2 separate regions of the Homo sapiens genome follow, and region 2 is linked to region 1. The links are chromatin loops, found by intact Hi-C in ENCODE. Cell type or tissue: mammary epithelial cell. All regions are shown on one strand. Each heading gives the region's core, and the rest is flanking DNA. Links, peaks and the distances in the headings are about the cores only.

The links. A loop is a pair of places that touch in the nucleus more often than their neighbours do. Peaks named below come from ENCODE experiments on the same cell type or tissue, not always from the same donor. Only the 100,000 strongest peaks of a DNase experiment are listed, where the experiment ranks them.
Region 2: it touches region 1 in a loop (4-fold over the local background); 3 of 110 quality-filtered maps call a loop at or near these places.

Annotation. Positions count from the first base shown.
Region 1 is chr3:124,683,788-124,692,483 of GRCh38, forward strand. All of the region lies in intron 51 of KALRN (kalirin RhoGEF kinase), which reads left to right. Among named protein-coding and RNA genes, the nearest start is that of UMPS, 42 kb to the right of the region's middle. In mammary epithelial cell, for the core only: a CTCF peak has its summit at 5,239 (motif pointing left); DNase peaks (open chromatin) are centred at 1,944, 2,664 and 5,234; H3K27ac peaks cover 450 bases.
Region 2 is chr3:124,487,626-124,496,321 of GRCh38, forward strand. KALRN (kalirin RhoGEF kinase) reads left to right here. Exons shown (of 60, transcript NM_001388419.1): 29 at 579-690; 30 at 3,069-3,259; 31 at 3,698-3,799; 32 at 5,115-5,257; 33 at 8,686-8,696. Among named protein-coding and RNA genes, the nearest start is that of MIR6083, 120 kb to the left of the region's middle. RefSeq lists an enhancer at 3,055-4,254. In mammary epithelial cell, for the core only: a CTCF peak has its summit at 5,360 (motif pointing right); a DNase peak (open chromatin) is centred at 5,356.

The DNA of each region.
Region 1 (8,696 bases), core at 381-8,380:
GGGATCTTCTGGGAGAGGGCTCTGAAAGATTAGAGAGAGAAAGCACTTGGGAAGGTGAAGCTGATTTTGGAGGAAATTCCCCATTGGAGTAAGAATCACACTTTCAGAATAAACAGAACCTGGGAAACATTTAGTTAACCTCTTCATTTATTTATTTTTATGTTTTGTAGTAAAATATACATAACAAAAATTTACCATTTTAACCATTTTTGAGTGTGTGGTTCAATGGCATTAAGTCCCTTCACAATGTTATACCACCATCACCACTATCCATTTCCAGAACGTTTTCATCATCGCAAACAGAAATTCTTTAGTGGACCCAGTAAACAACTCTCTATTCCTCTCCATCCCTGCAGCCCCTTCACCTTTAACAGAGCCACAGGAACTTGTCCTTTTCTGTTTGAAAACTGGAAGGTGCTCTAGTTTCTGAGGCAGCTTCTGGTTTTTCTGCTTGCTATTCCCCCACCTACACCATCCTGCGGCCACTTGGTACCCCATCTCCAGGTTGATTTTAACCTAAAACACAGATCCTGGCAGACGAGAAGACCTAACTCCTAGTGCCAATTTTTGTGTATAAGTGTGTTATTCCATTTTCCAGCTCAATAAAAAGGAATATCATTTCTGCCCATCTTGGCTTTCCGAGGCTGAAGTGTAACTTAAACAAAAACCACAAAGGCAGTATCACATGGAAAACTGGAACAGGAGTCAAAAACCTGGATTCTAGTTTGGATACCGCCAGCTATGAGACTGCTGGCCAGTTAGCCTTTCTGAGCCCCAAGTTCCTCTGGAAAGTTGCACAGCTCCAAGTGTACAGGTGTTTATACAGTGATGTGTAACCCTTTGAGCACCATGCACGTCTAAGGTGTGCTAACAAAGGACTTTGCTCTCCAGCACTTCTGACTTTGAAAACATTGAGATCCCGACCGAAGAGGACGTGGAAGATTCTGTGCTTTGGCCAGCAATTCACTTTTCAGGGGGTGTGGCGGGAATGGCCTGGGCAGATTTCCTTCTGAGACTCAACTGGAGTGTCCACTCCTGGCTCTGGGAAGTTTGAGCGGCCAGAGCTGGTACTTTTTTCCTTCCTCAAACCTACAGTTCCCTGGCCCGCCTTTCATGTCCTCAGATCTGAAGAGCCAGCCTACTCCCCGCACCCCACTCCCCGCCAACTACCACATCAGCTACTCTGGCCTCCTTATCCTAGAGCTTCAAAATAACCCGGCCAGACGGATTGAAGGAAACTTTTACACCCCCAGCCAGGTGACCAACCTCCTGGCATCCCCAGTGTGTGTCCACTGATGCCTGGTTCCGCATTTTATAAAAAGAATTTTTTCATGAAAAGAACCCTTTGGATGAAAAGAAAGTGAAGCATCACATTCCTGTCGTTTTATTTTTGCAAAATATTTTCTTTGTAATATATCTGAAGGGTGTGGCTTGAAGACTTCCTGCCTGGCTTTGTTCTGACTCTCCATGCAGACCGATTTATATTCCGCCACCAAGAGAAGGGAGCTGAGCTTAGTGGCTGCTTCCCTCTCCTGGGAGAATTTTAAGAAGATCGTCCACAGCAGATTCACATCTATTATGCTTTTTGTTCCTTGCAATTGCCCTGTGAAGTAAGTAGGGTAGAGTTTCTCACCCTCCTGGGGGAAACATGTTCAGGGAGGTCAAGGTCATACAGCTAATAAAAAGAGCAAGTCTTGATGGTGGTGCTTTGAGAGACCAAACTTAGCATGTGCTGTAGAGGAAGTCTACTCGTATGGCTCAAGTACTTTCTTAACAAGGGTCAGGCTCAGGCCCTCTTTTGCTGCACATCTGTTTTAGGAGGAGAATTTCTTCAACAACTTTTCAAATCTCTTGACTATTGGGATAATTACTTGGCCTCACCCACGCCCTTTCTCAATGACTCAAGAGCCCAGCCAGAGCAACCAAGAAAGGAAGTCCAATTACATGAGTTGGAAATGTCTGAACTGGTTTCTCAGGTCAACATAGTCACTCAGCACGCCCTGTCATGCATGTTCCATCGCACCCTCACCCTAGACTGGGGGCCTAACCCGTTTCGTTTACGTTGTACACTAATGAGATTACAAGGTACCATTGACCCAGAAGTTCCTCTAAGAGCCTGCTATTGAAGAAGCAAAGACCATCACCCCCCAACCCCACCCCCATGCTGTCAAAGTTCACTCAGCGTGAGTTCCTAGTCAGTTCAATTTCACACAATTTGATTAACACAAGGCATTGCAGTGATTATTATGGAGGACTAACGAACAATGTAAGATTGGTTCCCATGCTTAAGGCTTAAGAAGCATAAGAAGGAGGCAGGTATAAATAAATGCCCATGTTACACAGCAAACTTTAAAACCTGCTCTAACAGTCATGGTGAGGGACTGATTAATCCTGCCTGGAGCCATTTATTCATTCTGTGGATATTTATGCACCCACTCAGGCACTGGGCTCACAATAATAGTAGCTACTACTTAGCAGTCTTTCCTGTGTAACTGGCTCTGTGCTGAGCTCCCAACAACATCATCACATAGGTACTATTCGCGTTATTCCCACTTTATAGATGAGAAAACTGGAGCACAGTGAGGTTAAGTGACTTTCCCAGGACTGTGTATTCTTAGGTAGCCTGTCTCCCAGGGAGCCTATGAGTGTGGTCATTGATTCACTGGGCAGCAGTGTGTGGGTTGGATGAACTAATAGGATGTGGGCAGTCTTAGAGAAGGCAGAGGGTGAGGAGAGAGCATGAACAAAAGCCCTGAGGTGGGAGGTGCCTGGCACATGCTGAGCAGGTATATGGTCTGAGTACCTGGGGTTAGTTATGTAGGAAGAGCTGTAGGAGATAAAGCCTGGCAGATGGGTTGAGACCAGACAGACAACAAAGGCATGGAAGGACCTGCTAGGAAGCCAGGACTTGATCCATGGACTCCAAGGAACAGCAGTAGGTTTTAAGCAGTCCATATGATTCGTCCTGTGCTTTAGGAAGGTAACCAGCATCTATGCAAACACTGGTGAGATTTTTTTTTTTTTTTTTTTTTTTTTTTTTTTTTTGAGACAGGGTCTTTCTCTGTCATCCAGGCTAGAGTGCAGTGGCATGATCTCGGCTCACTGCAGCACTAACCTCCCAGGCTCAAGTGACCCTCCCACCCTCAGCCTCCTGAATATCTGGGACTACAGGCACGTGCCACCATGGCCAGCTAATTTTTAAATTTTTTTAGAAGTGGGTTCTCCCGATGTTGTTCAGGCTGGTCTTGAATTCCTGGCCTCCAGTGATCCTCGTGCCTCAGCCTCCCAAAGTGCTGGGATTATAGGCATGAGCCATGGCACTGGGTCCTCAGAACAAATGTTAATCTGTTACATAGCTCCGAAGACTCTGGGAAGTTTAGGGGATTGGGGCATAATCAGGGCATAATCAGGGCCAAATCATTAAGGGATAAGACTCCAAAACACTCATACATAAAGGCATTATCCAAAGTCAAGGTCATGGCTAGGTTGGAAATGTGATTTATAAAGAAGAAGCTGTAACTCCACCACTGCATCCTCCTCAGCCCCCCACCTCCAGTCCCTTCCTAACTGACTCCTAGGCTGCCAGGAGCAGCTGGAGACCAGTGCATACACAGCAACGCACCCCCATTTTGGTCCTTTGCAACCAACTATCTTGTGAGATGGGTGATAGATGCTTTCATTATTCTGTTAAAAGCCATATTTTCATCCTTTTTATTTTTGACAGCACACTAAATGTTCTCTAACCAAAATATTGAGGGGTAAAGGGGGATATTTGGACTAGAAATATCCATAAAACAATCAATGTACTTGACACATGGACACATATAGAGACCTGTACCCCCAAATTAATGATTATACATTTTTTGGAAAACCATATGGAATTTTTTTACAAAAATTGACCATGTGTGCTACTTACAAAGCAAACCTCAACAAAAAACAAGGAATCAGTATCATACAGACCAAGTCCTCCAAGCACAATGCAATTAAGTTAGAAATCATCAACAAAAATATCCTTTTTAAAAATCTCACATCTTTGGAAATGTAAAAACATACTCATTACAACTGGGTAAAAGAAAAAAATCATAGTTGAAGAAAAACACTTAGAACTAAATGATAACGAAAATACTTGGGAGTAAGGAACTAGTTGAAAGAGACAAGTCTATCGCTGCTTGGGATTATGTTGCATTTACATTTTTTAAAATTACAGCTTGTCTTATGCTCATTTAGAAATGAGCAGAGGAGGCTGTGTGTGGTGGCTCATACCTGTAATCCCAGCACATTGGGCGGGCACAGGTGGGAGGATTACTTGAGGCCCAGAGTTCAAGACCAGCTGGGCAACATGGCGAGACCCCATCTCTATAAAGAATAGAAAAAATTAGTTGGATGTGGCTGTGTTCACCTGTAGTCGCAGCTCCTCAGGGAGTCTGGGGCAGGAGGATCACATGAGCCTAGGAACTTGCAGCTGCAGTGAGTGGTGATCATGCCACTGCACTCCAGCATGAGCAACAGCGTGAGACCCTGTCAAAAAAAAAAAAAAAAAAGAGCAGAGGTAGGAATATTTTCTAAAACTTTAGAAATTCGAGTCCAGTTTGGCCAGATTGAAAACACGAAGGGTTAAACCTTCAAACCCTACTATTATACCTAAATTCTTAAAAATTGTTTTTCTTATATCTTTATTTTATTGCTAGATCTCATCATCTAAAATTCCTTTCCTGCCTACTCTGAATACAGGTTCATATGAAACAAGTGTAAAAGGAATAGAAAAAGGAAAAATATAGAAATATATTCTGGGCAGCTGTCAGTTGGGTTTAGGGTATTTGGTTTATGTTTATTTGAGCGTTTTTATTCCTTCAGTGTTCTCAATACGTAGTTTTGAGCTCTGTTTTGTGACTGTGATAAGGAATTTGGGAAAAATGGGAGTGGAGGTCTTTTTCTTCTGGAGTCAGTTAACAACTCATTTTCTAGACAGAATTTCACCCTCACTCTTAAGTCTTAGAGTCAGTCAGACATTGGCTGACAAGGAAAATAGACGCCAAGATTTCCTCAAAGCTCAGCTTATGGTAGTCAGTGCTGGTTAATATTACCTGTAACTCTTTCCTCTTACCTGACTGCCCTGCCATTTTGAAGAAAAAACGATAAAATTATTGGATTTCTCTCCAGAAGGAAACTAAGTTGCTGATGGATCACATTGTGGTGGTTCTTGTTCTCGCCTGGGAGGAAGCGCTGCCACCTGCTGCCCTCTGCTGGTCAAATAAAACCAGCTTTAGGAACCTGTAGTTCTTTCCCACGGTGTCTACACCAGCCCTGTCCTCCCGGACTTGGCCCAGCATTCTCTTGTGCTGTTTCACAGAGAGAGAACATGTGCATTTTATGTGAACAATGTCATCTTTCCTCCACGACCACTATTTCGTCTATGTTTTCTTTTTTTTATTTTTTTGAAACAGGGTCTCACTCTGTTGCCCAGGCAACAGTTGCCCAGTACAGTGGCACTTTCTTGGCTTGCCACAGCCTCAACTTCCTGGACTCAGGCAATCCTCCCACCTCAGCTTCCCGAGTAGCTGTGCACCACCACACCTAGCTCATTTGTTTTTATTTTTTAGTAAAGATGAGGTCTCATTATGTTGCCCAGGCTGGTCTTGAACTAAGCTCAAGTGATCCTCCTGCCTCAGCCTCCCAAAGTACTGGGATTACAGGCGTGAGCAACCATACCCAGCCCACAACCACTATTTTGGATTCCAGCTCTCTCCTCCTTCCCATCTATCATTTTACATTGACTCCAACCTGTTTCTAAGGAAGGAAAACATTATATTTCAAGAAAAATGTGCAGCTTATATAAAGCCCTCAGGATCCTGCACACACCAGCAATGACCACTAGACAAGGTGGTCAGGAAGCCTAATTTCTAGTCTACTAATTGGGTGACTTCAGTTAATTTCATTCAACAAATATTTGATTTTTCTGCTATGTGCAAGACTCATAGCAAAAAAAAATATGACTGATGGTTCATAGCAAAAAAAATTTATGACTGATGGTGCATAAAACACGGGAAAGGGTTACTACCTTCAAAAGGTTCACAAGTCTGGTAGGGCAAATACAGTTCAGTAAGACGTTATGGTACTTAGCAGTTCATGGTCAGAGACTTAGAGGTACCTACAGCCCCTAGAAGAGTGCAGAGGAGGAAGATCACTATTGGCTACATCTCAGACATTGACTGACTGATTAGATTCCTGAGCAAGTTCATGGCAGGACATTTTCTCAGCTCTCCTCCCCAAAATTAGGATCCCACCACTTAAGCTTTTCATTGATTTGACAAATATCAACAGAGCACATATGTGCCAGGTATCATGCTAAGCTTGGAGGCAATACTAGCGAACAATATGGCCCATTAGAATTCAAAAAAAGAGAAAATAAAAAATTTAAGAATATAAATAAAAAGTAATAATAAATAAAACAATATGGTCCTTGTCCTCATGGGCCCTGCAGTCCATAGGGAGCCACAGACAAATATATCGGTAATTAGTCTACTGTGTGAGAAGGGTGTTCTCCTCCAGTTCGTACTCTGATTTGCTTCAAAGAAGAAAGAGAAAAAATGAGGGAGGAATCTTCTATGACCGTAGTCCAGAGTCAAAGTTAGAAAAAAAACATTAGTGTGGACCTTGCCCAGGCTCTTGGTCCTTGCTGGAGGATTTTAAATTAAAGGACTGAGTAGAGATAGGATAGATAGAGAGGTGGAGAGCAAAGATAAGCAGGTAGGCCTTTGATGTCAATGACAAAGTTTCACAATGCTTTTCCTAAGACCCTCCCACTTTGCTGAATGCTATGATGGAACGAGCACTGGAATAAAATTCAAGAGCTCTCGGAGCCAGTCCTCTGTCACTGTGATCTTAACACTTCACTTCCCTATCTCACCTAGGAAATGGGGATACATAACATTTGCTCTGCACTTCCTCCAGGGTTTTGGAGGAGCACATGAAGGAGTTTGTGAGTAGCTTATGCGAACTTCAAGTAATCCGCCCGCCTGGGCCTCCCAAAGTGCTGGGATTACAGGTGTGAGCCACCATGCCCAAACAAAAGCAAATATTCCTAATTTGAGTGTAGTCCTTAGCAGAGACACTGGAAAGAAAGATTGCGAATAAGACTTAATTACTGGTTCATAAGTTCTTGGAAGGTCTGAAATGAAGTCAAAGGTCAAATATGTATTCACCAACATTTATTAAATACCCTTTATGTGACAGACCCTTGGGCTAGGGCCCTGAGGTACAAAGGTGAGTGACAAATACTTCCTGTCTTTGAAGAGCTTATAGTCTAATAGGTTCGACCGTGCTGTATTTTTCCTTCAAAAATAATTATTAAGAAAGTGAGTCCGGGCGTGGTGGTTCATGCCTGTAATCTCAGCACTTTGGGAGGCCGAGGCAGGCGGATCACCTGAGGTCAGGAGTTCAAGACCAGCCTGACCAACGTGGCGAGACCCCGTCTCTACTAAAAATACAGAATTAGCTGGGCATGGTGGCGCATGCCTGTAATCCCAGCTACTCGGGAGGCTGAGGCAGGGGAATCACTTGAACCGGGGAGGCGGAATTTGCGGTGAGCTGAGATCACACCATTGTACTCCAGCCCGGGCAAGAAGAGTGAAACTCCGTCTCAAAATAAATAAATAAATTAAATAAAGAAAGCGAAACATGCTGATTGCAGAATATTTGGGAAGCCCACATAAGAAAAGAAAGGAAACAACAGTCACCCCAAATCAAGATGCTTTATAAATCCCAAGGGTAGAGCCTATGTCTTAGTATTTCTCTACCCACAAAACTGTACTTAGAGAGTATGACAAGGTCAGTTAATGTTTTTTGAATGGGGACAAAGCCACCCTTAAACCTACCACCCTGAGATAACCACTGTTAACATTTAGAAAATATTCTTAGCCTTCTTTTCTTTGACTGTCAAATGACTGACTGGGATGCCATTCTCCCTGCCTTATCCAAACCAGGAAGAGAAATGTTTGGCCTCTTTAGTGCCCCCCTACAGGTGATGCAGTGCTGCTCGTGGTTGATTTAATAGTTTGAGTGGAGCAACCCTTTACATCCTTCCCCATGCCATGCCTCGAAACCTTTTCACACAGAGAACTCTTTTAGGTGTGGGAAATGCAGTAGGTTCTACCAGATGTTCTCATCCACTCCCCCATCCCACCCCAGAAAAGCCTCCGGGGCAGGAAGTTGGTTTATCCAAGATCAGTTCCCTGGAATAGAGGGGGACTTTCATCAGGTTCATTAAACAAGGCTGCATGTTGATTCGCTTTAGAGAGTTAAAAAAAATCCCAATGCCCAGGCCCCACCTCACACCAATTAAAACAGAATCTCTAGGCATGAGGCCCAGGCATTAGCCTCTCGTGTTTTTAAGGCTGCCCAGGTCAGGCGTTGAGAACCACTGATTTAAAGATAGGCTAAGCAGAGGTGTAAGTGGTCTTTTGAGACTAGCAGAGGGCATTGCAATGGCCAGAGTTGGGGCACTCAGCCCAGAACTTGGCTTCACAAGGGTTTTCTGCAGCCCACTTTTTAGAAAACCTGGGTGGTATAAGCAGGCACTTGATTTGCAAAGGGGAACGCAAAGAAGGAAATAATGTCTTTCTTCCAAAGGGTTTATATGGATTCCTCTATAAGGGAAGAACACACAGAAACCATGCATGTTCACAAAGATATGCATA
Region 2 (8,696 bases), core at 437-8,436, 200 kb before region 1:
CTGATCCATATGATCTAAAAATATTTTATTACTCTGGGATGTCATAAGCCTATTAAGTCTCCAACCTCAAGTTGTTCCCAGTGGGATGGAAGTCAGCATTCAGGCTGTAGAGGCTTGTAAATAAAAGTGGTGTCAGCAGTAAGCATGCAGGGATATTTGGGTACTGCATAGCACACTCTTTATCTTCCCTTTATCCTCCTCATTCTTCTCTTTATTCTCTTTATTGGATTATACAATACTGCACCTCTGTTCACGTGCTTTGCCAGGGTAGTCCCTTCTCTAAGAGGGCAGTCCAGTGACAGAGAATGCCTCAGTTGCTGCCTTACAGGTCAAGCCATTTGGGAGTTGGGTTGGATTGAGTTAGTTTGGGCTAGATTGGGCTGAGAATGCTCAGTGTGGGAGAAAAATAGTGCTTGAATTCTTAGAGATAACCCCTTTTACCCCACCTCACTTTCTTTATAGCTCAGAGGGAACCATTACAGAGAGCGAAGCTGGTCTATAATTTCCTTGCTGGGTTAGGTGGTGGGAGGAAGCTGGGGGAGATGGCCCTAATTATGTCCGGACTTTTTTTTCCCCAGGAACTTTTAACTTGCTGTGAAGAAGGGAAAGGGGAGCTCAAGGATGGCCTGGAGGTGATGCTCAGTGTCCCAAAGAAAGCCAATGATGCCATGCATGTCAGCATGCTGGAAGGTAGCTGTCCTCCCAGCACTGGGGAAGCCTCCTCTCTTCCTTGACACGGGGGAGCTTGTATCATGGGAGGGAAGTGGCATGAAGTTAGACAAGGTGCAAGGCTGGAAGAGAGAAGAAATGACAAGTAGTTACATAGGCCCTTGTCATGTGAGAGGGGCTCCACAAGGACCAATTTGGCTAGCACCCTGCTTCTAGGAAGGACCAGGCCTAAGCCACTGGAGGTTATGTGGACATGTTGCTGCCCATGAGACAGTCCAGGACAGGCCATCACCCTCACTGTTGATGTGCTAGAGCTTCCAACCTACAGCAGTCTTGTTAGTCTGCATAGCATCTGCATTACATTGCCTTGGTCATCACAATGAATAGAAAGCCTGATCACATAAACACACACAGACACACATACACACAAAACATACCATCTTCAGCCTTATGCTCTTTTTTTGTTATTATGGTAAAATATACATAATATGTATAACATAAATTTACCATTTTAACCATTTTTGAATGTACAGTTCGGTGGCATTAAATACATTCACATTCTTGTGCAACCAGCATTTTGTCCTCTAGAAGGTTAGTAAGTCCAGCCAAACAACTCTGATAAGACTTCAGTCAGATGAAGCTATCTTCTTGGGACCAGAAACCTGTAGAGTAAGATTCCAATAAAGTGGTCTTAACACTGCAGAATGAGTGGGCAGAGCAGCCATACTGGGGTGGAATTTGTTAGATGAGTTAAGATTTAACATTTTTTTGGGAGGCCAAGGTGGGTGGATCACCTGAGGTCAGGAGTTCCAGACCAGCCTGGCCAACATGGCGAAACCCCGTCTCTACTAAAAATACAAAAATTAGCCAGGGGTGGTGGTGCATGCCTGTAATCCCAGCTACTCGGGAGGCTGAGGTGTGAGAATCGCTTGAACCCAGGAGGCAGAGGTTGCCGTGAGCTGAGATCGCACCACTGCACTCCAGCCTGGGCGATAGAGCAAGACTCCATCTCAAAAAACAAAAACAAACAAACAAAAAGACTTAACATTTTTAATGGGTGCTAAAGGAAATGTGTATAGTCTGTTGCAAATATGTAAACACGTGGGCTGTTTTTTCTCTTCTGGACTCCATCCTACTCCGCCAATACCACCAACACCACCTTGGGAGACTTGATACGGTCTCCATACTTCCCAGACCATCCTTAGCACCAGAAGCCTCAATTCTTAGAGCAAAGGAGCCCTGGCTATTTTCCCTAGGCTGAGCAGGAACCATCTCAATGTATTCCTGTTGACATTTTTCTCCACTCCTTTCCTCTCTGTTTGTACCTTCCCCTCCACCCCACCCTGGAAGTACCTGCAAGTACCCAGCTCCTCCAGTCTGTCCCTGACCTATGCTCTGGATCCAGCTACTCCATGCATGGTCTGTTTACCAGCAGCAGCAACAGCACCTGGGAGCTTGTCAGAAGTGCACATTCATGGACTCACCCCACACCTACTAAATCAGAATATCTGGGGAGGTTGGAGGGTGGGCAGTAATCTGTGTTTTCACAAGCTCTCCAGGTGATCCTTATGCACAGTAAAGTTTGAGAGCATCTCTTAAAAACTTCAAGTGGTATAAATATAAACTGTTGAAGGCTTGTGCAAAGTAATCAAAGGGAGGAATTCTAGAAATGGAATATAAGAATTAAGGTAGGTCAGGCACAGTGGCTCATGCCTATAATCCTACACTTTGGGAGGCCAAGGTGGGAGGATCACTTGAGCTCAAGACCAGCCTGGGCAACATAGGGAGACCTTGTCTCTACAGAAAATACAAAAATTACCTGGGCATGGTGGCATGTACCTATGACCCAGCTACTTGGGAAGCTAAGCTGGGAGGATCACTTGAACCTGGGAGTTCAAGGCTGCAGTGACCCACGATCATGCCACTGCAAAAAAAATAAAAAATAATAATAAGAAGAATTAAGGTAATGAATGACACATAAAGAGGAGCTGAAGACACTCAGTCAGGCAGTGTTTGTCCTCAACCCCACTCATAGCTACAAGTCAGGAACAGTAGAAAGTTGTGGAGGACAAAGGAGCTATGGGATTTGCCCTTGCAGGAGGCCAACTGTGGGTGTGTGAAGGTGTGAGGTTGCATAGGACCTTTGCAGGAGATTCCACTAATATTGGTTATGTATATAAAAGACATGGTGCAGGAAGGGGGCAGGAGAGATCTAATTGCAATTCTCAGAGATGTCTATGGAAGTGTTCAGCAGTCTCTGGAGTTAGCAGAGAGAAAAAAACCCTTCAGTAACTGAAGACTAACAATAAGAGAGGCCTTTCTCCAAGAGGGGGGTGGAACATGGCCCCCTGACTGTGGCAGTAGAGAAACTCCACAGGGTGGAAATGGATGTTTTTCAGGGTTCGACGAGAACCTGGATGTGCAGGGGGAGTTGATTCTCCAGGATGCCTTTCAAGTGTGGGACCCGAAGTCGCTGATCCGGAAGGGGCGGGAGCGGCACTTGTTCCTCTTTGAGATCTCCTTGGTTTTTAGCAAGGAGATCAAAGATTCTTCAGGACACACGAAATATGTTTACAAGAACAAGCTACTGGTAGGTGGGGCAGGTGGGGTAAGACAAGACTCCCTGCTTTCATAGAACCCATGGGCAGGAAGGGATCTGGACACACTCATCTCATCTCCTCCCCGGCCTCCACACCAAAACCATCCTGGACAAATGAAAATGTCTCCTATTTGGAAAGCACCCCACTCACCTCCCACGTCTGCATTGTAGAGTTCACAGTTCTTCTTTCTGTTTGCTTTTAGCACCTCCCTCTTCACCTTCCCTCCCTGGTACCTGCTAATCAGGCACGTGCCTGTAGGTCCTTTCATCCTGGGTAGATGAACAGAATATCCAATCTGTTAAAGTTTGATTGACAGAAGCCCCTCCCTCGGTCCTCTCCTCTTTGTTGCCTTTCCCTTCCCACCCCAGCCCTAAGTTTCCCCACTGCCCTCCCCTTCCCCGCCTCTCATAGGCATTTCCTGTCTACAGACCTCAGAGCTGGGTGTGACCGAGCACGTGGAGGGCGATCCCTGCAAATTCGCCTTGTGGTCTGGGCGCACCCCATCCTCAGACAATAAAACAGTGCTGAAAGTAAGTACTGCTCTCTGCTAGGCACAAACTAGGGTTGGGGATAATAGAAGTGGGGGTGGGCAAGTGACACCTCAAAGCTAAGGCCCAGAGACTCTACTGAGCCATGGGCCTCTTTTGGGAATGGCAGCATCACGTGGGCATTGAGAAGCAAATTCTATCATGAAAGTAGACCCAGAATCTCAAAGACGCATGGTCTCCTCAAGTGCATGCACATGTGTGACCAAGAGGGAAGAAAGCAGGGAGTGGCTTGTGGGACCAGCTCAGCAAGGCCCGCTTAAACTGTGCTCTGTCCGTATCTCTTCCTTCAAGTGGCAAGAACAATTGACGCTTTGACAAAAGACACCTTGATTTGCTCCACATTCATTTGACATTTTTTCCTAAATAACTTCCGTGTAAAAGGTATAGTGCCTAGTGTGGTGGGGGATAACTATGTATAAGATATGGACCTTATTCCCTGGGAACCTACATTCTTGAACCCCTACTAAATCACATTAGCATGGGGACCATGCTGATGGAGAGAAATGTCAAGAGGGAGCCTTTCACCAGAAGACGGCCTTGAGGAGTCATTGCAGCTCTCTGGGGCACAGCAGTGATGTTAGCCTGTCTGAGCAGCGATAATGCAGATGATGAAGTTCCCAGCAGTCATTTGCTTGTCAGGAAAGTGCCCATCACCAAGGAAAAAATGGTCCAACCCCGACAAAAGCTTCACATGTATTCACTCTGAACTGCCAGCATAGCTGCTACCTGTTGTGAGGCAGAATTACCAGAAAAAAAATTCTACCAAGACAAATGGGATCATCATAAAATGATAGCAGTGCCTTTAGTTAACAGAGCTTGCCACAAACCCAGGACTGATTTCTAGTCAGTACAAGTCTGTGGAGCCATGCTAGGTGAACATCCTGACATATATCCATACTGATTGGGAAGTAGATGCTGCCCCTCCCAGTGCCCACCAGACCTCCCCAGGATCTAGCAACCCAGGTGTTAATCCCTGTCCCAGGGGGAACTTCCAGATACTGTTCCACCTCCAGGGCAGATATCAGGATTGGTCAGTGCCTTATGAGTTATGAAATACTTTGACAGTTACTCCCGTACAAGTAATTCTGCATTGAATCTTGAGGTCGGAGCACTGTTCTGGGAGTTGGAGAAGCCTGTTTCTGGTATTGAAGAGTCATAAGTATGAAATGAGAAATAAACTCCCCAGACATTTGGAATCCTTGAAAATAACAGATGAAGACTGCAGGAGGGTTGAGAACTGTTTTTGGTAAGGTGATGGGAGTTGGGGTTCTCAGTCTTTCTCCCTGTGGCACTCTAGGCCTCCAACATTGAAACCAAGCAGGAGTGGATCAAGAACATTCGAGAAGTGATTCAAGAAAGGATCATTCACCTGAAAGGAGCTTTAAAGGAGCCACTTCAGCTCCCCAAAACACCAGCCAAACAGAGGAACAATAGTAAGAGGTAACCAGCACCTCTCCCTCCAGCACTGCCTGCCTCACAGGCTTCCGGGTGCGGGAATGGGATGAATCTTTGCTTCTGAAGGGGGATGTGCCCAGCAGGTGGCACTCTCCAGGAAGGCCTGTGAGTTCTACCTAGGATGAGTCATCTGATCTTTAAGCATCTCACTAGTGTCAAATTCAGCAGGGCTTCATTGAGCACCTCTTATATGATAAACACTCTGCTAGGTTCTACAAGATAAAAGGAAGTGTAAGATGAGTCGATTCCCTTAAGAGCCATCTAATAGTCATGTCTGACACATGAAATAGACCAGAAGAACCACGTATAGGGATCATAAATTCTATAAGAATTCAAAGAAAGGGGACTTTAGATGAGTCCTAGAGTGGAGGAACTCTCTGGACTGGTTGGATAGTCAAAGGGCTTTGTGTACTGTAATGTGTGGAGTGGTGGTTTCATTGCAGGTCTTACTGCAACCCCCACAGAGACCTCACCTTCATTCACCTATGATAAGCAACGTCATTGGGCAGAAGAGGACTTATATCTTTCTGGATGCTTCTGAATCCCAGTTTCCTCTAAACCCATGGATGACTTCTTAAGTATTTCTTTCCCAAGTCTCCATGTGACACCTACACTTACAATGACTCTTTTGGGGGACAGTTCCAAAGAAAGCATACAAAAACTTCACGTACATTTTGAAGAAAAAAAAATGGGGTTCTAGCAGAGATGGCCATTGGTGATAACAGGTTCTTCCCTCCTCCCCTGTACCTGAATGGAATAAATCTGGAGGATTTAGTTGACCCTTAGGCACCAACCAGGACAAGCAGGGTAGGGAGCCATTTCAGGGCCTATGAAGCCGCAGCAGCATTGGTCCTGAGTGAGGTGGTAGCCAAAAGAAGGGTGTGACTATGGTGGAGAAACCTCCATGGGGCGGAAGCCCCAAGACCTGCATGACCAGGATAAGTTCACCTCCTCAGTGCTGCATGGACAAATTATAACTGCTCTGGTGAAGGGGTCATTTTGATGCCAGTTATCTATGTCCAGAGTCCAGGTAAGGAGGGGGTGGACTAAAGTCTAGCAGTGGAGACAGGCCATGCCTCAGGGAATCCCTACTTTAATAAATAAATTAGAAAGGAAACAATTACAAAGAAATGATGGTCTAGGATCATAGTGAAAGAGGATACTCAGGTGAGGCTGACTAGGCTTATTTACCCTGACATAGCCCCTTTTTCCTATAGTAGGAGAGTTTGAGCATTTCCAGAACATGGGAAAGGCATATCTTGGAAATGCCCCCACCTTTTCTCTGCTCCCACCTTTTCTCTTGTCCTACAATGGGTGGGTGAGAAACCTTGGCATACTCTGCAGAGAATAACCAAGCAGTCTTTAATTCCGTTATCTTGGATTCCTGGATATGGGGACAGTTTATAGAGGAGTTCATTGGTTGGGGAATACTACCCACAGTCCTAGGTGGCCTCCCCACATCCCCCCAGAAGTGGCTTCACCTGGAGTGGACCAGAAGGGCCCACCATGGGCCAGAATAGCGGGAAGCAGAAAGTACAGCCAGCTCTCAACTGTCTACACATGGTGGGGAGCGCTGGCCCAGATAATCCAAAACAACAGATGATCTAAAAGTCCTTTATTTTTGGTTTTGAAATGCGTCACATAAAGTCTTTTTACAGCAGATTTTCCTTCCTATGAATGTGTGGCTTATGTTATTAAAATAAATTGGCATTTCCCAAGCCCACAAATGATGGTGAGAGAGCAGTTGACTTAGAAATGTTCTGGATGGGAGAAAATACTTTTTATGATGAATAGACATTGTGTGTATACATGTGCACATGCATGGGTACTTGCATACACACACACATCCACATACATTCACACATACACCAGAGTGCAATCATTTAGACCCTTTGAGGTGAATTCGTTATTTGTGGCACTTTGTTCATGTGGTAGGATTCTCAGGCTTTCAGTTTCCCTGTCCCCTGATGCCATTACTTCTCCACAAGCAGCATCAGGGTATCTTTTATAAAAGCCCCCTGGGGAAAAGCTGTCATTTCCTGTGCTAATTCACCCAACTCCAACTCCACATCTCCCCCAGCTTTTCCTGGCACAGACCTTGCAGCCTTCATCAGTTTCCAGACATGCAATCCCTTTTGGCCATGGCTGTGGGCTTGGTACAGGATGGGGGCACAGTTCTACAGCTGGAGAGCTGAAAGAACATGGGGACAGCTGTGTGGTCCGGGGCCCAGGAAGGGGTCTAAATGCCAGGAGTGCACTCAGGAGATGGCCTTAGCTGACACACAGAAGCACAGCTGGCTCCAAAGCTGCTGTGGAACCTGTGACTGTTCACCAATCTTTGAGAAAATGCCTTGGCCTTCTGTATCGATAAGAAATCATTATAAACATGCATGAGATCCTCAAAACCCAGCCAGATGAAGGCAATAAATTCCTTCTCCACACCCAGGAGTTGAAGGTCTAATATCAGGAATTTCCCAAAGTTAATATCCCCTGGAGACAATATTCCACACAACCTGTTTTCTTGAACAGAAGAAACTCAAGTTTAAAAGAAATCTTGGCCGGGTGCAGTGGCTCACACCTGTAATCTCAGTACTTTGGGATGCCAAGGCGGGCAGATCACCTGAGGTCAGGAGTTTTGAGACCATCCTGGCCAACATGGTGAAACCACGTCTCCACAAAAAAATACAAAAATTAGCTGGGCATGATGGCAGGCACGTGGAAACCCAGCTACTTGGGAGGCTGAGGCAGGAGGATCACTTGAGGTGAAGGTTGCAGTGAGCCAAGATCATGCCAGTGCATTCCAGCCTGGGTGACAGAATAAGACTCCATCTTAAAAAAAAAAAAAAAAAAAAAAGAAGAAGAAATCTTGTCACTTCTGTTTTCTTTATAGGCCAGCTGTAAATGAACCCTCATCTTAATTACAGCATGTACAAAAACTTGAATACCCTGAATTTGGGATTATTAAAATGACCTAATCACCTGGATAGAAGCCTAGGCTCTAAGTAGGATATATATCTTCCTACTGCCTCTTACAGACCCGTTCCCAAGTGTGTGTATGTGTATGTATGTATATATATATATATATATATATATATATATATATATATATATATATACACACACATATATACATACATACACCCCCTCTGCAGCATGGGCTGGAGGAGTTTTGGGGAAGGGGGTCATTTTGCATTTAGTTATCAACATAGTGATTATGTGTTTACTAAGTGCAAGAAGTGACATCACTGAAAATCACATAGGGCCACTCTCTTTAGCAGGATAATTTTAGACAAATCCCTGCTAGAAAGTGCTGAGGCGCTGCTCTGCCCACCCAACCGGAAATCCTTGTGTGCTCTAAACCCACAGTGGTTCCCCCCACCCCCACCCCTGTTTTTTTTCTCTTCTTCCTGCAGGGATGGAGTGG